Regions from separate parts of the Homo sapiens genome. Here regions 2 and 3 are each linked to region 1. Evidence: chromatin loops called from intact Hi-C (ENCODE). Cell type or tissue: endothelial cell of umbilical vein. All regions are shown on one strand.

Region 1 (8,000 bases):
GAACTATTAATACCATTCAACCCAGTGATCCCATTACTGGGTACATACCCAGAGGAAAATAAATACTTCTGGCAAAAAGACTCATGCATTTGTACATTCATCACAGCACTATTCACAACTGCAAAGACATGGAATCAACCTAGGTGCCCATCCACGGTGGACTGGCTAAAGAAAATGTGGTACATGTACACCATGGAATGCTATGCAGCCATAAAAAGAATGAAATCATGTCCTTTGCAGCACCATGGATGCATCCAGAGGCCGCTATCCTAAGCAAACTAATGCAGGAACAGAAAACAAAATGCCACATGTTCTCACTTATAAGTGGGAGCTAAACACTGGATGTACACATGGATGCGAAGATGGAAATGATAGATACTGGAGACTCTAAAAGTGGGGAGGGAGGAAGGGGAAAGGGCTGAAAACCTAGCTGTTGGGTACTATGCTCACCACCCGCATGACGGGATCAATCATACCCCAAACTTCAGCATTACACAATATGCCAACATAAGAAACCTACACATGTCCTCCCTAAATCTAAACTAAAAGTCACATCCACGTAAGATGTCCAGGTTAGAAGAAATGTGCAAAACACTAAATTCCAAGCTCAGCAGAAAGATTCTGGTAACAAGGTGCATAGCCAATGCACTCACTTCAGTTGCTGGGCAGTTTCTTGAGCTAGTCCTCACATTCTGAGTAAGGCATCTCATTTGTTACCCTTGATTAATATTTTTGAGAATCAAATGAGGCATTGAACAACACTAAATGCTCTACAAGGCATTAAGAAAGCCAAAAGCCCTTGACATTTTTTTTCTATTCTTTCTCCCTCATTTCAAAACAAGACGTTAATATCACTCCAAGTTTATTGCGTAACGTAAGGGAGTGGGGGAAAACATAATGATTTCAGGAAAAGAAAGGATCTGCAATTGTTATACAATGAGGGGCAAAAGAAGCAAGAGAACAAATGATGAAATCTAATTATGCAGGGTGTTTCATCATTTTCAAAAATTGTTTTATATTTCACACAGAACTACAAGGAGAAAGGGTAAAAAAAAAAAAGTACTGGGTAAGGAAAAAGGAAAAGAGAGAAAGAGACTCCATAAGACCTCTAGTGCCTCATCTATCTGGAATTTGAATATATGGCAGTTGGGATTATCAGTATAAACAGGAATAAGAATCAAGCCAAAATTATTTTGCCATATTCCATGTGGTTATAAATAACAGTAAGTGGCTAATTTTGTATGGTTATTTCTGTAAGCCCTGTAAAGAGAAGGCTTTCATTTGTAAATGGAAGGTTTTGAGGATTGAGTTTCCCTGTTGTTTTGTGGTTTACAAACTCCTAGACACATTTATCTACATGGCAAACCTTGAAAGAAGACCAAAATTTTAGCTATACTCTTTACCATCATTTTCTTCTCATAAACTGGAGCTGACAAAAAGAAATTGACACTATACACGTTGCTATTTTTTCTGCATACTGATTCTCAGGCTTGGAGTTAATTTTTGCAGGGTAACCTTGGACTGTTTGTTTTATTTCATCTTTCTACTTCTCTCAGCTTTTACTAACTCCGGTCACACCAAAAACAAACAAACAAACAAAAAAACACACACACACAAAACTATGACATCAGACCAAAGTTACAAAGTTACCACAGGTCTAATCCTATTGCTAGGTAGTCATGCTTGCTGGTAAAACTGTTTTTGGCATCTTTATCACTATTCACCAAAACCGTAATTATCAGGTGACATCTCCAGGTCCCCAGGGGTGGGACCTTGTTGCATGGCCTCTGCTGCAGGTCATCTCAGACACACTGAGGTTTCCTACAACTTCCTCTGAGCCTTCCTTTGTTCTTTATTGCAGTAACTGGCTAATGCTAGATTCCAAGGTGGCATTCAAAGTCAATCTTCAAATTCCATGCCAAGTGGAGAAACATTTAATTCTGGGGTTGTTTCTAGAAGTAAAGTTTCATTTTAGCAATCTTGGCTTCTCTCAGGGTTTCTGACCTGTGACAACTGGGGTGTAAAGGACAACAAAATAATATTACATTTAAGAACAAGTGATGGGATTAAATGTTTATTTTTCATCTAAAACTTTAAAAAAGGAAGCAAATGAGTAATTCCGTGCTGCCTTTTCACAATGTCATGTAAAATATTGAGTGTTTTTTTAAATAAAACATTTTTTCCCATTGAGTATAAAATATACACACATGAATTACTGATTTATTTTTTTACAAGACAACGTATATTCATGCCCCAGAGCTTCTTTCTCCTTTCAGATAGAAATCCCTTCTGGGTGATTCCTGAGTATTATGTGGATCACTGTGGATTTTGGCTGCAAAAGAGAACAGAGCATCCCTTTTGTAAAAGAAGTATCAACCAATGTAACAGTTTCTGCTTTTTTGCTTCCAAGTTGCTGAGATTGACCAGAAGGCTGGAGCCTAGGCCACCACTGATAGGTTATCTCATTCACAGATTATATCCTAATGTTGGAAGTTTGCAGTGCCTTGCCCCCAGATGAAGACCCCTCCCCCGCCCAGTGATGTGTTTGGAAAAGTCTTGGAAGTAATTGCTCCTTGATTTTTTTTTTTTAGTTTCAAGTGAATAATGCAACAAAAAGCAGAAATGTGAATAATCCCATTGTAAGTCACTCGCCTTCTGGTGGATTTCGGTCAGGGTCAAAGAGCAAACGGGCAGGAACTGGGCTGTTTGAATGAGCTTTGTAAACAAGGTCGTCATCAAGCCATGACTCAATACACAGTGAATTATCTGAAGCCTTTTAGAATTAGCAACTAACCTCCAGGAAACTGGTGCATGTTGCAATGAAGTAGCTGACCATCCAAATAGCACAGGCCACAGCACCATGGGACATTGCATTTATTAATCATTAATTAATTTATTTATTTTTGAGACAGAGTCTCACTCTGTCACCCAGGCTGCATGGCAGTGGCATGATCTTGGCTCACTGCAACCTTTGCCTCCTGGGTTCAAGCAATTCTCCTGCCTTAACCTCTCCAGTAGCTAGGATTACAGGTGTGCGCCACCACGCCGGGCTAATTTTTGTATTTTTAGTAGAGAGGGGGTTTTGTCATGTTGGCCAGGCTGGTCTTGAACTCCTGACCTCATGTGATCTGCCCACCTCAGCCTCTCAAAGTGCTGGGATTGCAAGCGTGAGCCACCACCCCCGGCAGGGACATTGCATTTAATACAGAGGGATCACTCCTCGTGTAGTGTCCCTGAATTCTTCCATTGCTTACAACATTCAAGTTTCCATGAGTGAAGAACTTTATTCTGCTTCATTATTTTTATTTATCCACTTTTTTCTTTGATATGCAGAGTGGCCCAAGAGAGCACAAATTCTAAAGGTTGACAGAAGAGGGAGCACTTGTAACTTTGAAATAACAACAAAAAAGATATGTTTTTCCCTTTATATAATAGGGCTTTGTCTGTTTTTAAAAACTAGATCTTTTCCCAGCTGCGTGTCGCACCAGATGTTCTCTTTGTGAGGCTTGGGCATAGAAAGTCCTCCAAGGCCCCAGGCTCTCATTGCTTCCAGAACACAGCCCTACTTTCTCCCATTCTGAATTTTTTTTAACACAGAACAATCCATTATTCTTACCACCATGTAGTCTGAAAGTCTGTATAATCCCCTAAGGGTAGGAAAAAACAAACACAAACAAGCTAGAAAGAAGATGATTGAAATAAAGTAAAGAGCTGGTAAATACGAAGGCAGGAAAAGAGGTAACCAGGGAAGAAGCTAGAGAACAAGGAAGAGGAAGTGAAGATAATGGGCTGAAAAGTCACAAAACAAAACAGCAAAACAATCTTCCCCTCCCCCCAAACTCTTTTCATATATTTTGTTTTCCATTATGCAAAACATTAGGTTTGATGGGCTTTATTTTCCCGTCAAAAAAACTTACAGATGCAAACAGAAAGGGAAAGTAAGACAAGGAGTGATCCAGGTCTCGGCTCACATGCCTTTGCTGGCAGGTTGAGCCACACAAAATTTCCAAAAATTAACCCTTGACCTACAGAAATAGCAATTTTATATAGTTTGATTCAATATAATTGCCAGTGAGATGACTGTCACATGCGTCCATGTGAAGAGACCACCAAACAGGCTTTGTGTGAGCAATAAAGCTTTTTAATCACCTGGGTGCAGGCAGGTGGAGTCCAAAAAGAGAGTCAGCAAAGGGTGGTGGGATTATCATTAGTTCTTATAGGTTTGAGATAGGCGGTGGAGTTAGGAGCAATTTTTTGCGGGCAAGGGGTGGTTCTTACAAAGTACATTCTCAAGGGTGGGGGGAATATTACAAAGTACCTTCTTAAGGGCAGGGGAGAATATTACAAAGTACCTTCTTAAGGGCAGTGGGTGGGGGGAGGATATTACAAAGTACCTTCTCAAGGGTGGGGAGGGTGTATTGTCACAAAGTTAATTGATCAGTTAGGGTGGGGCAGGAACAAATCACAATGGTGGAATGTCATCAGTTAAGTCAGGAACTGGCTATTTTCACTTCTTTTGTGGATCTTCAGTTGCTTCAGGCCATCTGGATGTATATGTGCAGGTCACAGGGGATATGATGGCTTAGCTTGGGCTCAGAGGCCTGACATTCCTGTTTTCTTATATTAATAAGAAAAATAAAACAAAATAGTGGTGAAGTGTTGGGGCGGTGAAAATTTTTGGGGGTGGTATGGAGGGATAATGGGCGATGTTTCTCAGGGCTGCTTCGAGTAGGATTGGGGCGGCATGGGAACCTACAGTGGGAGAGATTAAACTGAAGAAAGATTTTGGGGTAAGGTATGATATTGTGGGGTTGTTAGAAGGAGCTTTTGTGGTATAGAATGATTGGTGATGGCCTGGATGCAGTTTTGCATGAATTGAGGAACTAAACGGAAGATACAAGGTCCAAATAAAAGAAGGAGAAAAACAGGTATTAAAGGACTAAGAATTGGGAGGACCCAGGATATCCAATTAAAGAGTGTCCAAGGGGGTTCAGCATAATTCTTTGCTTGTTTGGTGAGCTCTTGGGCTCTATCCTTGAGTTTTTTTTTTTTATGTTGTCATATACCAGGCCAGATTGATTTAGGTAAAAACAACACTGTTCATTTAAAAATTAACCTTGACTATGCCTTTAGCTCCAGCCACCTCTTTAAGAGGAAATTGTTGGGCAGATGGGGGAGGGCTAGTCGTGGAACAAAACTGTAAGCCAGACCTGGTATGAGGAGGGGAGGTGATAGAAGGATTATAGGGTGGGGGAGTGGAGGCTGAGGAAGAATTGGGACCTGGCTCGGCCTGGTGAGGAGGAGCCTGGGGAGGAGGGGAGAGGTCAAATGAGTCCATAGAAAAGGAGGATTCAGAGGACTCAGAGCTTGGGGTGGAGACTAAAGGAACAGACAGGAGAGAAAGAAGAAAGATTTGGGATGAGTTGCATTGGGAGCAGAGACTAAGGAGGGACTGATGTGTAAATGAATGCCTGGACATCAGGCACCTCAGACCATTTGCCCATTTTTCGACTAAAATTATGTAGGTCTTGTAGGATGGAGAAATCGAGAGTGCCATTTTCTGGCCATTTAGAGCCATTATCAAGTTTGTATTGGGGCCAAGCAGTGCTGCAGAAGAAAATAAGACCCTTAGGGTTTAGGTCAGGCAAGAATTGAAGAGGTTTTAAATTCTTGAGGACACAGGCTAAGGGAGAAGAAGGAGGAATGGAGGGTGGAAGGTTGCCCATAGTGAAAGAAGCAAGCCCAGAGAAAAGAGAGGGTAGAGACACAGAGGGTGGGGGTGGTACTTGCCACCCAGAGGAGGTGGTGCTTGCTACCAAGGTGAAGGATCAAGGCAGGCATCCCCATGGTGATCAGATGCCTCTGAATGTGGGTGAATAATCAGGCAGGCATCCCCGCAGTGATTAAACACTAAGGGAAGACTGTCTTCCTGAGTTCGTGACCGGCACTGGAGTTTTGAGTTCATGGATAAAACACATCTTCTCTGTCTCTACCAGAAAGGGAAAGGAACTGAAATTAAGGAAGAGAGAGATTGAAGGGTGGAGGGATAGCAAGAGAGGTTGGCGAAGAGACTGAAAAGACTGTTTACCTGATTTGAAATTGGTGAGATGTTCCTTGGGCTGGTTGGTCTGAGGACCCGAGGTCATAGGTGGATCTCCTCATGGAGTGAGGGCGAGGACAAGGGAACTGGTCTCCTGAAGGAGTCCTCCTGTCCCAGCTCTTCGGCACCAAATGTCATGTGTGTCCGTGTGAAGAGACGACCAAACAGGCTTTGTGTGAGCAATAAAGCTTTTTAATCACCTGGGTGCAGGCAGCCGGAGTCCAAAAAGAGTGTCAGCAAAGGGTGGTGGGATTATCATTAGTTCTTATAGGTTTGGGATAGGCAGTGGAGTTAGGAGCAATTTTTTTGTGGGCAGCGGGTGGATCTTACAAAGTACATTCTCAAGGGTGGGGAGAATATTACAAAGTACCTTCTTAAGGGCAGTGGGTTGGGGTAGGATATTACAAAGTGCCTTCTCAAGGGTGGGGAGGGTGTATTGTCACAAAGTTAATTGATCAGTTAGAGTGGGGCAGGAACAAATCACAATGCTGGAATGTCATCAGTTAAGGCAGGAACTGGCAATTTTCACTTCTTTTGTGGATCTTCAGTTGCTTCAGGCCATCTGGATGTATATGTGCAGGTCACAGGGGATATGATGGCTTAGCTTGGGCTCAGAGGCCTGACAATGACAATTTTGGGTACTGAGTATGTAGAAAGATCATATGTGTTACGAACAGATTTTAACCAGTTTGGTTATTACAATAACTAGCTTCTTTCTGGTAAATATCATAATATAGGTGATGTCCTAGCCTGTGGCCTGTTTGCATATGGCCCATGAGCTAAGAGCGGTTTTTATATTTTTATAGGGTTGTAAAAAAAAGGTGAAAGAATGTGCAACATTAGACCATTTTAGCCCACAAAGCTTAAATTACTATCTGATTGTTTACAAAGTTTGCAACCGATGGAAACTCCAGGTGCACCCAGATTGTTTCATTTTATTTTTTGCTCTTAGTATGATAATCACAACCTATTGGGAACTAACTATGTGTCAGGCACTGTTCTAAGAATTTATATATTAATCTATTTAATCTTCACGAAATGCTGTATGCAGGTTCTATTATTATTCATGTTTTACATACCTGGATAGAGCTGGAATGGAGATTTGAACCCAGGACTCCTGCATGCTTTTAAACACTATGTTGAATTGCCTTTCAAGAAGTTCTTGCAGCTTACACCTGTAATCCCAGGGCTTTGGGAGGCTATGGTGGCAGGACTGGGGAGGGTTGCTTAAGCCCAGGAGTTTGAGACCAGGCCGGGCAACATAGCAAGACCTTGTCCCTACAAAAAAAAAAAAAAAAAAAAGAGAGAAAGAAAAAAAGAGGTTGATACAAGGGAGCTGTGAGACTTGTTCCTGGGGGAAGCTAGATTGATTTCTAAACTGATTTCTCATCTCAGCTCTTGGTACTCACCTGTTGAGAATTTTTGGCAAGTTATTTAACTGCTCTCTGCCTTAATATCTCTGTAAATGGAAGAAAACTGATTTTAAAAAAAGGCAAATGATTACAAAGAAATGAAAATGAGTTGTATCAGTGGAATGCAAATGATTATTATCCAATGGATAGATCCTTCTCATGTCCTTTTGTACAGTCATTTCAGTTTTCCTCATCTGCCTGTGTATGTATATTCTCTGGAGTTCTCTCTTGAACTGGTTGTAATCTCTTACTAGTTCCCTTATAAATCAGTGATTGAAATAAATTTTTTGATATGCTATTATTTTATATCTATTTAAGGGTCATAATTATAAACTCCTTTTAAAATTATCTTTTAACACAAGAAACTATAATTTTCCCTCAATTTGCATGTATACTTTCCATTTGATTGGGACATTCTCTTTCCCCTTAAGGCAAAGCCGGAAGTAACCTGAGAATAGGATTTTGGTGTCAGTCTAATGTTCCCTTTA
Region 2 (8,000 bases), 180 kb after region 1:
TGTTTTTTTTGTAGAGACGGGTTTCACCATATTGGTCAGGCTGGTCTCAAACTCCTGACTTCAGGTGATCCGCCCTCCTCAGCCTCCAAAATTGCTGGGATTACAGGCGTGAGCCACTGCACCTGGCCCCATCTCCTTCTTTAGAAAGCCACCACCCACCTGCCAGGCTGTACTGCCATATCCCCCTTTGCTGGTGCTCTTGCAGAGCTCTCCAAAAGGACTGTAATCCCAGGTATAGCCCTGGGTCTGGTGGCCTTTATTCTCTGCCTGCCAAGCCTTATTGATAAGGGCTGGCCCTCAATTTGTGACTTAACAACACACAATCAGTTATCGGATCCATTTTCCCAAGGGGGAAATCTTTAAAAAGCATGAAAACTAATACACTGTGGGCTAAACCTTATACAACAGGAAAATAGAAATAGGATATTGCTTGGAAGATAAATTTACTTTTCTTTCTTTCTTTCATGGACTACATCTGCAAGTACCCACTTGCAGCCATTCCAGAGAAATCCTATGAAGTGAGTGAACATACTGGCTTAGCAACCGGCTTGCTTTTTTCTCAGCTCATGATGGAGCAGCAGCCAGCCCAGCAGCGCACATAAAATCTGTTTCATATCTTTCCTTACCTTCTTCCCCTTTTTCTTACGCTCACTGCCCTAGACTTACACCTTCCAAATGAAGTTGAATTATTAGCTAAGGCTCGGCTTTCTCTGGTTGTCAGATGGGTGGGGTTGAACAAAGTGGAAGGCAAAGATCTAAGGATGAGAAGACTACATGCGGATAAGAGCTCTAGTGCTGATGGATAATCTGGGAGTCTTAGACTTTTAATGATGATTTCAGTAAACAGAAACTTGATGTGGTTAATTAGAAAGGGTTTGCTTGCTTTTGCTTTTTTTTGTTTTTTTTTGTTTTTGTTTTGAGACAGAGTCTTGCTTTGTTGCCCAGGCTGGAGTGCAGTGGCACAATATCGGCTCACTGCAAGCTCTGCCTTGCAGGTTCAAGCAATTCTCCTGCCTCAGCCTCCCGGATAGCTGGGACTACAGGTGCTGGCCACCATGCCCGGCTAATTTTTTGTATTTTTAGTAGAGACAGGGTTTCACCGTGTTAGCCAGGATGGTTTCCATCTCCCGACCTCGTGATCCACCCGCCTCGTCCTCCCAAAGTGCTGGGATTACAGTTGTGAGACACTGCACCTGGCCTGCTTGCTTTTTTAGTGGGAGGTGCATAATCAATTCCAATTACTGTCTTTGAGAAGATTGTTCCTTAGTTTGTGGTAGTGGAGTGGGAGCAGGAGGGAATAGCTGGTTTGGCCTGCAGCACATGAAACTCCAGGTATCTGCCTAGAATCCTGCTGTGGTCTAGACTTTCTTTGGAAACATATTTTAAAGTCATAGTTCCTTTATTTTATTACTTAGTGTTCATAAACCTAACACATGTTCAGCTGAGCTTTAAGAATATCAGTCTTCTGATTAGCAACGTAGAATACCTACTCTCTAGGGTGTTGAGAAAGATTTTCAATTTGAATAATAGGAGTAAAATTTAATCAGAATCCTAGTTGAGAAAAATGTAACATGGGACATTTTTTAAGAATGTAGAGTTTATTTTTTCTAAGCCAAAACAACATTACCTATACAATTTTCATGTGTCTTGAATCCCCAAGGACATTAATCCTGTAGTATATTGACAGATGCAAATTAAATACATATACACACTGTTCTATCTATTGCATTCGGCAAGCATGATAAATGATTTTCTCCAGCAATGCTCAGCTCCGACTGGAAAAGTGGAAAACTGCAAGACTTGAGTTTGGGAGTTTAGGATGGGTTTGGGGGAAGGCAAAATGTGACCTTGAAAATATAGTTTAAGTGACAAAGAAAGGAGATGAAGTTAGTTAGGGTTGGAAGGCAGGTCAAAGTATGGATGGGCCTTGAAACTGTAAGTTCTCTTTTGATTATCTAAAATGAATGACATAATTAACAAGACAGAGTTTCAAAATAGTGAGATAATAACCAAATATTTAGCAAATGGAGCTACTCAAAGTGTTAGAATAACACATGAGTTTAGCAGAAGATAAATAATAAAAAGGACAATATGAAATCCACATTATCTGATAGAAACATTTTTGCTTAAATTTTCCATCCTTTTTTTTTTTAATAGGACAGTCTTTTCCACCATTTTCAGCTCATTGCTTCCTGAACTCAACCATGTCAGTCAATGGGCTCCACCTTAAAATTTGTTCAGCATTAAGGATCCTAAATGAAGGACTGGGCAGTGTGGTTCTAGGAAAGCATGAACCTATACAGGGAAGGGTAAAAATTCAAACTAAGCCAATCATAAAAGAGACTCTTCTCCTGGTCAAACTCATTATGATTTACTATGCATCTATTAGTGAGGGAAGAACTGTAAGCCATTATCCAGCCTCTAGTTACAATCTTATATTTTATTATATGTAAAGAGATATTAAAACTGAGTTTATATTCTATAGTGCATTTCCCAAAAATAAGTCTGCAAAAGTTTACTGTGACCTGAGATAAACGTCTCTCTATTCTCTAAGAGCAAGTAATGAAATTTGTCAGGTTCTACATTTGTAAAACAAGCAAATCACAGTAGGATCGCTGAGGTCCTTTATTTTTATTTTTTAAAAGACAGAGTCTCACCTATTGCCCAGGCTGGAGTGCAGTGGTGCAATTATAGCTTCCTGCAGCCTCAAACTCCTGAACTCAAGCCACCCTCCCACCTCAGCCTCTCGAGTAGCTGGAACTACATGTTCATGCCACTGTGCTCAGCTAATTAAAAAGGTGTTTGTGTGTGAGTGTGTGTGTGTGTGTGTGTGTGTGTGTGTGTGTGTGTGTGTGTTGGTAGAGATGGGATCTTGCTATATTGTCCAGGCTAGTCTCAAGTTCCTGGCCTTAAGCAATTCTCCCACCTCAGCCTCTCAAAGTGCTGGGATTACAGGTGTGTGTCCGGCCTTCGAGGTCCTTTTCCACCAAGAATTCTAAGATTATTGTGTAGCGCTGGTTTAAATGCACTCCCAGGGTTCATGTGAGGAGTCGGTGCTGAGTCAAGGTCTTTTTTTCCCAGTAAGCTAACACATCCACTTCAGCATTAACCTTTCCTGTCAAGACAACCCAAGGAATGGCTTTTTACGGTGCCACCCCAGAAAGAGAGACTTCATTTTATTTTCAACAGTCTTTGCCACACTTGCTTTGTCAGAAGTTTTGCTGATTCAGTATATACTACAGTTTGTTGAGGTCTTTATTTTCCCTCACAGAAATAATCTACAGATTATTATGTGACATCACTGAGGCCCGTGCCGTCTTGAAAATATTCAAAGGGACGTGAACGTCAAACAAAATGTATTCCAATGTCTATAGATATTTCTATTAATTACTGAACATTTGTATTGCTAATTTACTAGATTTGTTCTCAAAGGACAATTTTTGCAGGTTGGCCGAATGTGCTAAGCACAGAACCCAAAATTTCTAAATAAAGGAGATCAACTGTTCTGAATTCCTCATTTTTTTACTAAAGATAAAATTATCGAGCAGTTGGTTTAAATAACATATAAATCTAGAGGATTAGGGGAGATTTTGGAAATTTCTGGAAATATTTTGGGTTGTCACACTTGGGGAGTGGTACTGCCATCTGGTGGATAAGAGAGCAGAGATGCTGCAAAATATTTTACAATTCACAGGACAGCCTCCCCCACCACCACTCCAACAAAGAAGTTTCCAATACAAAATGTCAATCGTGCCACTGTTGAGAAACTCACATCTCATATAAGAATAAACTAAGTATCATTAAAATTATTTCTTTATAATCCTTGTAATATTTTCATTTATTGAGGCTTCAAAATAAGTTATTCTTACCTTCTATTTCAAATACTCCAAACATTCATGCAATATAACTTTTAATCTAAGTGGAGATATTCCTTCCTAGTTTTTTTATATTAAGTTAAAGGATAAACTCATCCAAAGGCATTGTGTCTTGGGTTGGATTGTGTCCGAAGAGGGGTTTGGAGGAGACATTAAAATATTTCCACCAACTTATGATAAGAGTTTCATTTCAAGACAGTGACTTTTTTTTTCTTTTTGATGGAGTCTCACTCTGTCGCCAGGCTGGAGTGCAGTGGTGGGATCTCAGCTCACTGCAACCTCCGCCTCCTGGGTTCAAGCGATTCTCCTGCCTCAGTCTCCCAAGTAGCTGGGACTACAGGTGCGCGCCACCACACCCAGCTAATTTTTGTATTTTTAGTGGAGACAGGGTGGTCTCGATCTCTTGACCTCGTGATCCGCCCGCCTCAGCCTCCCAAAGTGCTGGGATTACAGGTGTGAGCCACTGCACCCGGTCAAGACAGTGATTTTAGCACAAGATTTCCACTCTTTTGCTTTGCAATTTCCATGAATATAACTCAGTAAATCAAAACAAGAAGATAATTTATTTTAGCACTAGTAATAGGCAAGTTACTATTGCTTGGCTAGACACTTTCAGGTTGGTGCAATGTGAATACACTGAGAATGAAGGAAGTATCCACTAGCCAGAGAGTCAACACAGATAAACACGTGGGAAGACAGTAGGAAGGATCACTCTTGCAGAGTTCTGCACCAGGTAAGGAATGGCAATAGGAAGCATGGAACAGTTCAATTGCAATTGCATCAGTGCCCTGCATGCTTGAGAGATTCTTACCCTAGGTTTTTGCTTTCATTGTTTTCTTGGCATGAACTACTGTACTAGTCGATGTAATGCTGACTATCTGTTGTAACCAACCCCTAAATCTCAACAATCTCTATATCTTAATACCTCACAGTGGTCTGTGGCAGTTCAGGGTTTTCTTTTTCTTTTGTTTGTTTTCTTTAAGTTACCACAGTAGAGGACACCCACCTTCCTTCCCCATGACCCTCCCATCTTCAAAAACAGACACAGAGCAACAAGTCTTCATGTTTCAAATCTCTATGACTTCCCCTTCTGCCACTATTCTAAGAAAGCTCTCTACGTTTAAGGCATCAGATGATTAGATCAGGCCCACACAGATAATCTTTCTTTTCCTAATGTCAAAGGTGTCATGAAATATAACAGAGACAATGAAGCAATATTGTGTCATATTCTTAGGGTCCAGAGATTAGGGAGGCAGATCTCTACTGGGCCATTTTGGAAATTCTGCCTCTCACAGTGCCAAATATAAATAAGAATATTTGTTGGTAATGTTATTATGAAGATTGCATAAAATAATCAATATATGTACAGAACCTAGTTATAATGTGTATTCTTAGTCTAATAAATAATGATAATATTGCCATGATCATATTATGCTTCCAAGTTTACTATTTCACTTTCTTTTATAGAACTGTTGGATATAAATCCTTTGCTTAACACACTTTCACTGAGATTATTATTGGCATTTTTTTTTAGCTTTGGGAACATACTCTTAGAATACTGAAATGATGTGTTTCTTCATCAGCTCCCAACATATAGCACATTGACACTTTCTTGTTGAAAACTGCTTCACTGAAGTCCTGAGTCTGAGTGTGTCATTAGTGCGGATGAACCCAGTCTTATAAAATCAAGTCTTATTTAAGGCATAGGCCTTATATACAATGATAATGGCACAGTCTTTGGAAATTTGGCTCACTGCAAGAAACACTTACTCTATTACTGATGTACGTAAAGTGAACTATAGTTTTCAATGGGTTGACTTGTATCAACTCATTTGTGACTTATAAAAGTCAAGTGACTCAGTAGGATCAGTATTAATGTCTCTTTTTTAAAAAAAATAAGAAGTCTGGGGCCCTTGGCCCAAGGTCTCAGACGAATATTCTTACGGGTTGATGGAAGTGTTTTATTTTCAAAAACTAGAAGAATATAAGAACTAAAATCAAAGCCAAGGTCTTTCACACAACTTCCTTCAAGTATTCAATTAGATAGCAATAATAATAGTATTAACAAGAAAAACTCACCTAAATAAGAGTATACAAGTTTATTTTAAGGTGTTCATAGGGTTACCAGTTGGATAGGTCATAATAATATATAGAGATATGGGAAATTAAGACCTATGAAGTTTTAATTATTTGCATAAGAGTATGCCCTTGCATCATAAGAAAACATATAAAAACAGAAATATGTTTCAAACTTGTGTATAACATATATATACATGTTCAACTTGATCAGGTTCTTACTGAAATTATTTATTTATTTTTATTATACTTTAAGTTCTGGGATACATGTGCTGAATGTGCAGGTTTGTTACACAGGTATACATGTGCCATGGTACTTTGCTGCACCCATCAACCCATCATCTACATCAGGTATTTCTCCTAATGCTATCCCTCCCCTAGCCCCCATCCCCCCAACAGGCCCCAGGGTGTGGTGTTCCCCTCCCTGTGTCCATGTATTCTCATTGTTCAATTCCCACTTATGAGTGAGAACATGCGGTGTTTGGTTTTCTGTTCCTGTGTTAGTTTGCTGAGGATGATGGTTTCCAGCTTCATCCATGTCCCTGTGAAGAATATGAACTCATCCTTTTCTATGGCTGCATAGTATTCCATGGTGTATATGTGTCACGTTTTCTTTATCCGGTCTATCATTTGTGGGTATTTTGGTTGGTTCCAAGTCTTTGCTATTGTAAACAGTGCTGCAATAAACATACGTGTGCATGTGTCTTTATAGTAGAATGATACAGATTTCAAATTTCCTTTATAGGCACAACAGACAAAACATGGACTCACAATCTAAACTCTGAAAAATGACAGAAAAGGAAAACCAGTGAATTAAGAACAAGTATTTAAAAAGGGAATTATAAAAAGCAAATACTGTGCTGCTGGGTAATCAATTGACTCCCCTTACCCGGAAGTCAATAGGGTGTCTTAATTTATACTTTAATCAAAAAAATAAATAAGAAAATATTTAATATTTTGAAGTTCAGAGAAAGAAAATTAAGCATTCTCCATGACATCCTCAGAAATGTAGACAATTCTATAATAAATGCATTTTTAAACTTAACACAGTAGGAAACATGGGATTTGGTTGCTGGCACAAAGGCTGCATGGTATGGCTTAGGCTTATGCCCTATGATCGCCCTCACTGACATCGCCTGTTGTCTCACTGTAAGAAATACTACTGAGGATAATTATTGCATGAGTTTCAAATGCATTTTGTACCACCTCTGATATAAGGCATATTAAGGCTATAAAATATTATCTTTAAAAGAGTCACAGGATTAAAGAAAGATATAGGGTATTTGGAGCTTTAAGGCTCTTCCTGCAGGAGGAGTTTCCACTTCACCGAGGGATCAAAGTCCTCTTCAAGATCACCCAGCTCCTGCTCCTTGGAGAGCTCCAGGAAAACCTAAAAGGAAGGAAAGAAATAAAGAGAGGAGAACAATGCCATACTGCCTCCTGCAGCTCCAGGCGAATGCATTATACATGTATATTCCATGGATGATATAGAATCACTAAAAATGACCCACCTGCTCCAGGGTAGACTGTGAGAGGCTGTACTCCTCCAGGTCGAAACTCTGTTTAACTGCATAAGAATGAGCATACATTAGGAATTCTATTTTTTTTTTCAGTGAGTTTTACCAAGTAACAAACCAAAATACATACAAGTAGATCTTAAACATAAAAGATAAGGTAATAAGTATTCTTAGACTAAATATGGGAAAGCAAACGCGATATAGTCATATAACAGGAGGAAACTCCATCCCTTTCATCTAGAGTATTGGTAGAGGCACCACAAAACTAGAAAGCAATATCAGAGGTTCCAGAGCATCTGTGCAGAACAAGCTAAGAGATGGTACCCTCTGTGCTAGACGATGACCACGTACCCCTCTGTACCAGCCCTCATTCTTGTCTACTCCAAAGGCTGATGTAACAGATGTCTTCTGGTGGACATCACCAATGGCAAGCCCATTAGGAAGGACAGGGGAGACAGGAGGTCAAGGCATTTATTCTTTCACTTCCTCCCTGACACCAAGTGTGTGCCTTGTTTCTCTCAAGGTAGTAAGT
Region 3 (8,000 bases), 66 kb after region 1:
TTTTGGTAATTCTAGCAATATTTTAATCTTTTAAATTATTATTATATCTGTTATGATGATCTGTGAACAGTGATCTTTGGTGTTACTATTGCAATTGTTTTGGGCCACTACAGACCATTCCCATGTAAGATAGCAAACTTAATGAATAAATTTGTGTATTCTGACTGCTCCACTGACAGGCTGTTTCCCTATCTCTCTCCTTCTCCTTCAGCCTCCCCATTCCCTGAGACACAACAATATTGGGATTAGGCCAGATAATAACCCTACATGGCGTCTGAGTGTTTAAGTTAGTGGAAAAGTCACATGTTTCTCATTTTAATCATAAGATTAGTGAAGAAGGCATTTTGAAAGCTGAGATAGGTTGAAAGCTAGGCCTCTTGTGCCAAACAGCAAATTTGTGAATGCAAAGGAAAAGTGCTATTTGAAAGTGCTATTTCACTGAACATATGAATAAGTAAGCAAAACAGCCTTATTACCAATATGGAGAAAGTTTTAGGGGTCTGGATAGAAGACCAAACCAGCCACAGCATTCTCTGAAACCAAAGCCTAATCCAGAGCAAGGCCCTAATTCTCTGTAGTTCTGTGAAGGCTAAGACAGGTGAGGAAGCTGCAGAAGTAAAATTGGAAGCTAGCAGAAGTTGGTTCATGAGGTTTAAGGAAAGAAGCCATCTCCATAACATAAAAGTGCAAGGTGAAACAGCAAGTGCTGATATAGAAGCTGCAGCAAATTATCCAGAAGACCTAGCTAACATAATTGATGAAGATAGCTACACTAAACAATAGTTTTTCAATGTAGATGAAACAGCCTTCTATTGGAAGAAGCTGCCATCTAGGACTTTTCCCATAGCTAGAGAATCAAAGCTATTACCTGGCTTCAAAGTTTCAGAGGACAGGCTGACTCTCTTGTTAGGTGATAAAAATGTCGCTGGTAGCTTAAGTTGAAGCCAATGTTCAATTACCATTCAAAAAAATCCTCAGGCCCTCAAATGATGCTAAATTTACTCTGCCTGTACTCCATAAATGGAACAACAAAGCCTGCATGGCAGAATATCTGTTGATGGCATGGTTCACTGAATATTTTAAGCCCACTGTTGAGATCTACTACTCAGAAAAAAGATTCTTTTCAAAATACTATTGCTCATTGGCAATGCACTTAGTCAAGAGCTCTGTTTGAGATATACAAAGAGATGAACGTTGTTTCCATGCCTGCTAACACAACATCTATTCTGCAGCCCATGGATCAAGAAGAATTTCAGCTTTCATGTCTTATTAGTTAAGAAAGACATTTCATAACGCTATAGCTGCCATAGATAATTTTTCTTCTGAGGGAGCTTGGCAAAGTAAATGAAAACCTTCTGGAAAGGATCCATCATTCTAGATTAATTACATTTACTAATTACATTAATAATATTTGTGATTCATGGAAGGAGATCAAAATATCAACATTATCAGGAGCTTAGAAGAAGTTGATTCCAACTGTCATGGATGACTTTGAGGCAGTCCAAGACTTTGGTGGAGGAAGTTACTGCAGATGTGGTGAAAATAGCAAGAGAACTAGAATTAGAAGTGAAGCCTGAAGATGTGACTGAATTGCTGCAATCTCATGATAAAGCTTGAATGGACAAGGAATTGCTTCTTATAGATGATGAAGAAGTGGATTCTTCAAGAGGAATTTACTCCTGATGAGGATACTGTGAATGTAGTTGAAGGGACACAAAGATTTAGAATATTATATAAATGTAATTGATGAAACAGCAGCAGGGTTGGAGATGATTGAGTCCAATTTTGAAAGAAATTCTACTGTGGGTAAAATGCTATCAAACATTATTGTATGAGACAGAGGAATCTTCTGTGAAAGGAAGAGTCAATTGATGCAGCAAATTTCGTTGTTGTCTTATTTTAAGAAATTGCAACAGCTCCCCAATCTTCAGCAATCGTCACCCTGATCAGTCATAGCCATAAATATTGAGGCAAGACCTTCTACCAGCAAAAAGATTATGATTTGCTAAAGGATCAGATGATCGTTAGCGTTTTCTTTTTAGCAATAAAGTACTTTTTCATTAGGATATGTGCATTTTTTTGCACATAATGCTATTGCACACTCAGTAAACTAGAGTGTGAACATAACTTTCATATGCACTGGGAACCAAAGAAATTGTGTGACTTGCTTTATTTTGATATTAACTTTATTGCGGTCATCTGGAATGAAACCTACAATATCTTCGAGGTCTTCCTGTAGGTCTCATCTATATTTTTCTTAGTTGTGAGGGGAAGGATCAGGACACAAATTTTAAATTATCAAAAAAAAAGAGTAAGGACATTCTGGAATTTATAAAAAGAACATTAAGCCTCTCATCTTTCAAAATCTTGCTATTTGCCCTCTACTCTGTGGTGGTGATGGTTTAATTTCTTCCCTCAATCCTTTCACAGCTGGTAATGGTCTCCTTATTGAAGGAGAAAAAGGATGTCTCTTGAGACACTCAGTTCCGACCACTTAAAGACACTGCATATCTTCCCTGTTCTCTTTAGCATCTCTTGTTCAATGTATTTCTTGGCCTCTCTGGGATCTTAGACGATTGTACATATTTTTTTAATTGCAGGAAAAATCCTCCCCTATAGTTTTAATTCAATAAAGTCTTTAAAAGACTTCGTTGAAATTTGAAATTTGCACAGGCCTAGAGAGAAGGAGAGGTAAGAAAGCAGAAAAGCAATTTAAAGCACAGAAACTGGAATAGGCAGGAGCCCAGGACAGAGAGACAGAAACCATATTTCCTTGACCCTAGTTTACCTGGCTGAAAAGTGAAGAGTTGGCCGGGCACAGTGGCTCATGCTTGTAATCCAGGACTTTGGGAGGCCGAGGCGGGCAGATCACCTGAGGTCGGCAGTTCCAGACCAGCCTGACCAACATGGAGAAACCCTGTCTCTACTAAAAATACAAAAAAATTAGCTGGGTGTGGTGGCGCATGCCTGTAATCCCAGCTACTCGGGAGGCTGAGGCAGGAGTCGGAAGTTGCGGTGAGCTGAGATCGCGCCATTGCACTCCAGCCTGGGCAACAAGAGCGAAACTCCATCTCAAAAAAAAAAAAAGAAAAGAAAAAAGAAAAGTGAAGAGTTGGTTCATTAGGCATCAGAATTGTTTCTTCCATGCCAATAAATTAATTTTAATTGAACGTATCTTTCAAATACAATTTGGTATAGTGTCTACACAGAGTAAAAAGAAAACAAAGAGAAGTTAAAATAATTTTATAGACTATGAGAAGAAAAGAAGGATAGTATAAGATTGGCCATAAGAAGCAAAAGGAATTACCTTTCACGCAGCAATATGTTTCCTGCCTTTTGTGGCCTATAAATATAACTAGTTATGACATGTTGGGAGTAATATAATGTTTTCAGTTCCAGTTTTCTCACTGGCCTCTGAAATGTAAATATCTGCCAGTCAGTCATCAACTTTTTACAGTTCACCATGCTCTGTGTGGTTCTAGGTTTGTAATAATGGATTTCCTTTGCAGATATATCAGGTGACAACAGCACCAGATCTTGGGCTCACATAAAGCCACGTGAAGAGTTGGGCAGGGTTTTCCTTGCAAAAGAGCAGGTACAAAACATAAGCTCATTTGACACAGTTGTCAGTCTCATTTTCCCAAAAATGTGGGTGTCTGTGGTATCAATGCTAGTTGGATCCATAGGCTGAATAAAAATCCTTTTTGGTGCTGAAACTCTGCCTGCCCCGGGATATCTCTCCCACTGACCTCCCAAGTACCTTCAGATAACAAAGATTGAGCTAGTTTGTACTGTTTCTTTGGATGACAGCATGAATTCTTCCATTGAAATAAATTTGTTTAGTGCATTATTTGCAGACATCTCAGTTGGCCCTTGGGAAATGAAGTAAAAAAAAAAAAAGAAAGAAAAAACAGGTACATTTTGATGTGTCACTGAAGAATTGAGGGAATAGGAGCAGGAAGGGAACCATCCAGGATGTGAGAGAACTTGGAGTTCTGGGAACAGCCAGGCAGCTGCTTGGTGCTGGTATTGCTTTTGTCATTTTTGGTTGCTATGGTCACCCTCTGAAGTGGGTACTGATATTTCCATTTTCCGGGTAATGAAACAAAGTCTGTGTAGATGATAAATGGCAGATCCCAGATTAAATTTAGGTCAAGATCTTAATCACTGTGCCATTCAGCAGCATTCACTGCAGGAAGAGAGTGAATTTTAGTCATCTATTGTTTCCCAGAAGGAAAGGTGTGCACAAAACTGGCAGAGAAAGCTCAGACCATCATCTCCCTGACTCAGAAAATCTTGCTTAATTATGTTTTACACATGTAGATAATCATGTATCTTGTACTTTTAGAGGATTGTTCTAAGAAGTGTTTCTGCTTTCCACCACTTTTTACTGCCTTAATCATGATGTGGTGTTTTCTTTGTTTACATTTTGGTAGAAGATTGATTAAAGCAGCAAACTAGCTCTAATTGTGTACTTATAAATATTCTTTAATCTTCCCAAGTGTTTATATTTTCTCTTCCTAATTTGATTACAAGCATTTCAAAAAGCAGAACTATATCCAACTCATATTGAGTTCTCCAAAAAGTGTTTAATAAATGCTTGGAAGCAAAATGGGCTAATGGAAACTTTATGAACTTCAGGCTTAAGAGAGAATCCACTTGGTTGTACCTCTTAGAGAAGGTATATGGCAATGACATAATTTTACTATTATTGGTCCTAAATAACCTCAAGATACAGTAGAAACTGTGGTCTTATTTTTAAAAAGAATAGTCAATGCAAATTTCAAAATTTGACAGATTCAAATACACACCAGTGTTAAATGCTAGTTTAACACACACCACACACACACAAACACACACACACACACGTATGGTATTTTAAGATTCACTGTCCATATGATATCCATACTATTCAAGATAGTGATATTAGAATTTAAGCCAGTAAAAGTTTAGCTCTTTTGAAATAGGTATAAATCTTATCAGTATATAAGAAGTATTTATGACTCTGGGATAACATATTCAAAGTGCTGAAAGAAAATAAAGAAACTGTGAATCAGATACTTGATATCCAGCCTACCTACTATTCAAATGTGAAATTGGAAAAAATTACATTTTCAGATAAATGGAAACTGAAATAATAATTTATTGCCAATAGACCTGCTATAAAACAAAACAAAAACTTAAAGGACATGATTTCATCTGAAGGTAAATGAGACTAGATGGCATTTCAGTTCTTTAGGGAGAAACAAAGAACACCAGGCATTGTAAAAATATATGCAAATAAAATAAATGATGCGTATTTTCTTTGTTTCCTTAATTTTGTTGATATAATATGGCTTTTTAAAGCAAAACATTACATTATATTGATGGTTTTTATAATGTACATAGTTGAGATATGTAACAAAATGTGGTGCAAGGATGGGAATAAATTGAAATATACTATCACAGAGGTTCTTTATTATGCAAGAAGAAAGTCAGTATCAACTCTATATAGATTAGTATAAATTTAATATGTGTTGTAATTCCCAGAGCAGCCACTAAAATGTATGTGAAGAGAAGCTGCTAGAAAGCCAATAGAAAAATTAAAATTGAATGCCAGTAAAAGGCAAGATAGGAAAAAACAAGGCAATAGTAATAACTACAATATCTGAAAAAAGAGACACAAATATTAAATGATACAATCCTATGAATAACTACATTAAATGTAAATGAACTTAACATTCCGATCAGAAGATAAAGACTCATACTTGATATAAAGGCAAGAACTAAGTATATGCTGTGTACAAGAGATACATTTGAACTACAAAGACACAAATAGACTAAAGGTAAACACATGGAAAAAGATATACCATGAACAAGATAGCCAGGAGAAAGCTGCAGGAACTATGTTAATATTAAAAATAGACTTCAGTATAAGGAGGGACACTACAAATGATAAAAGGGTCTGTGCATTAGGAAGATATAACAATTTTAAATGTATATTTGCCTAATAACATTGTGAAAATATGTGAGACAAAATCTATGAAGAAAAATAAGGATAAGCAGATAAATCCACAAACGTGGATGGAGACTTTAACACACACTCTAAGTAGCTGACAGAATAATCAGATCTAAAAAGAGATATAGAAAGTCTAAATGACAGTCAATGACTTTATCCCAATTGACATTTACAGAACACTAAAACAACAGCAGCGGAACACACATTTTAAAAAGCACATCTATATAGATACGCATAGTTAACACCCAGTATTTGCACTCTGAGATGCCTAGTGAGATCTGTTTACATACAAATTAAATAATGCAAACAATGGTGAGAGGACGGAATTGTCAGCAAAGGGTGTGAGAGAACTTTTGTTGCAAATGGCAAAGTTGTATACCACAATTGAGGCATTGGATGATATATATATAAATCCTATATATATACACACACACACACACAATTTGATGAGTTTTGACAAATGCATATATTTGTCAAATGCATATATTTGTCAAAAAATATATATCAGTGTGTTTGTCAAAACTCATCAAATTATACATTTAAAATTGCTGACTTTTATTGTATATAAATTACACTGTAATAAAAATACTCATCCTCTAAAACCCAATGATGAACTCTTCTGAATGTTAAAAATGGAAGGAATAAATGGGTACAATTTATTTCCACAAAAATATCATCACCTTTTATTTACCAATAATGCATACATACATAGCTTCCATTTTCAATAATTGCTTTATAGATATTTTTAATGATACTGAGTAGCCATTACTCTTTTTTTGGGGGGGTGGGGTACTTATTTTTTTTTTCTTTTATTATACTTTAAGTTTTAGGGTACATGTGCACATTGTGCAGGTTAGTTACTTATGTATACATGTGCCATGCTGGTGTGCTGCACCCACTAACTCATCATCTAGCATTAGGTATATCTCCCAGTGCTATCCCTCCCCCCTCCCCCCACCCCACAACAGTCCCCAGAGTGTGATGTTCCCCTTCCTGTGTCCATGTGATCTCATTGTTCAATTCCCACCTATGAGTGGGAATATGTGGTGTTTGGTTTTTTGTTCTTGCAATAGTTTACTGAGAATGATGATTTCCAATTTCATCCATGTCCCTACAAAGGACATGAACTCATCATTTTTTATGGCTGCATAGTATTCCATGGTGTACATGTGCCACATTTTCTTAATCCAGTCTATCATTGTTGGACATTTGGGTTGGTTCCAAGTCTTTGCTATTGTGAATAGTGCTGCAATAAACATACGTGTGCATGTGTCTTTATAGCAGCATGATTTATACTCCTTTGGGTATATACCCAGTAAAGGGATGGCTGGGTCAAATGGTATTTCTAGTTCTAGATCCCTGAGGAATCGCCACACTGACTTCCACAATGGTTGAACTAGTTTACAGTCCCACCAACAGTGTAAAAGTGTTCCTATTTCTCCACATCCTCTCCAGCACCTGTTGTTTCCTGACTTTTTAATGATTGCCATTCTAACTGGTGTGAGATGGTATCTCATTATGGTTTTGATTTGCATTTCTCTGATGGCCAGTGATGGTGAGCATTTTTTCATGTGTTTTTTGGCTGCATAAATGTCTTCTTTTGACAAGTGTCTGTTCATGTCCTTCGCCCACTTTTTGATGGGGTTGTTTTTTCCTTGTAAATTTGTTTGAGTTCATTGTAGAGTCTGGATATTAGCCCTTTGTCAGATGAGTAGGTTGCAAAAATTTTCTCCCATTTTGTAGGTTGACTGTTCACTCTGATGGTAGTTTCTTTTGCTGTACAGAAGCTCTTTAGTGTAATGAGATCCCATTTGTCAATTTTGTCTTTTGTTGCCATTGCTTTTGGTGTTTTAGACATGAAGTCTTTGCCCATGCCTATGTCCTGAATGGTATCCATTACTCTTAACCTTCTCTCAATGTACTTTGCCATCAATAAGAATAGTCATTCTTATTCTTAACAATTTTAAGAAGGTCGTATTGACTATAGAGTATTGCATTTTTA

The links. Hi-C counts contacts between places; a loop is a spot of excess contacts. Peaks named below come from ENCODE experiments on the same cell type or tissue, not always from the same donor. Only the 100,000 strongest peaks of a DNase experiment are listed, where the experiment ranks them.
Region 2: a loop joins it to region 1, with 11 times the contacts of the local background. A loop is called at or near these places in 28 of 110 quality-filtered maps.
Region 3: a loop joins it to region 1, with 1.9 times the contacts of the local background. A loop is called at or near these places in 10 of 110 quality-filtered maps.

The regions. Positions count from the first base shown.
Region 1 is chr17:68,791,373-68,799,372 of GRCh38, forward strand. No RefSeq gene overlaps it. Among named protein-coding and RNA genes, the nearest start is that of ABCA8, 160 kb to the right of the region's middle. In endothelial cell of umbilical vein, a CTCF peak has its summit at 3,354 (motif pointing right); DNase peaks (open chromatin) are centred at 2,699 and 3,469; H3K27ac peaks cover 2,184 bases.
Region 2 is chr17:68,968,673-68,976,672 of GRCh38, forward strand. It overlaps ABCA9 (ATP binding cassette subfamily A member 9), which reads right to left. Exons shown (of 39, transcript NM_080283.4): 38 at 7,463-7,518; 39 at 5,816-7,341. The coding sequence ends at 7,243. Among named protein-coding and RNA genes, the nearest start is that of ABCA8, 17 kb to the left of the region's middle. In endothelial cell of umbilical vein, a CTCF peak has its summit at 3,647 (motif pointing left); a DNase peak (open chromatin) is centred at 3,659.
Region 3 is chr17:68,857,727-68,865,726 of GRCh38, forward strand. The region is part of intron 1 of LOC105371874 (a long non-coding RNA gene); the gene reads left to right. Among named protein-coding and RNA genes, the nearest start is that of ABCA8, 94 kb to the right of the region's middle. In endothelial cell of umbilical vein, no CTCF peak of the experiment used is centred here; a DNase peak (open chromatin) is centred at 4,115; H3K27ac peaks cover 695 bases.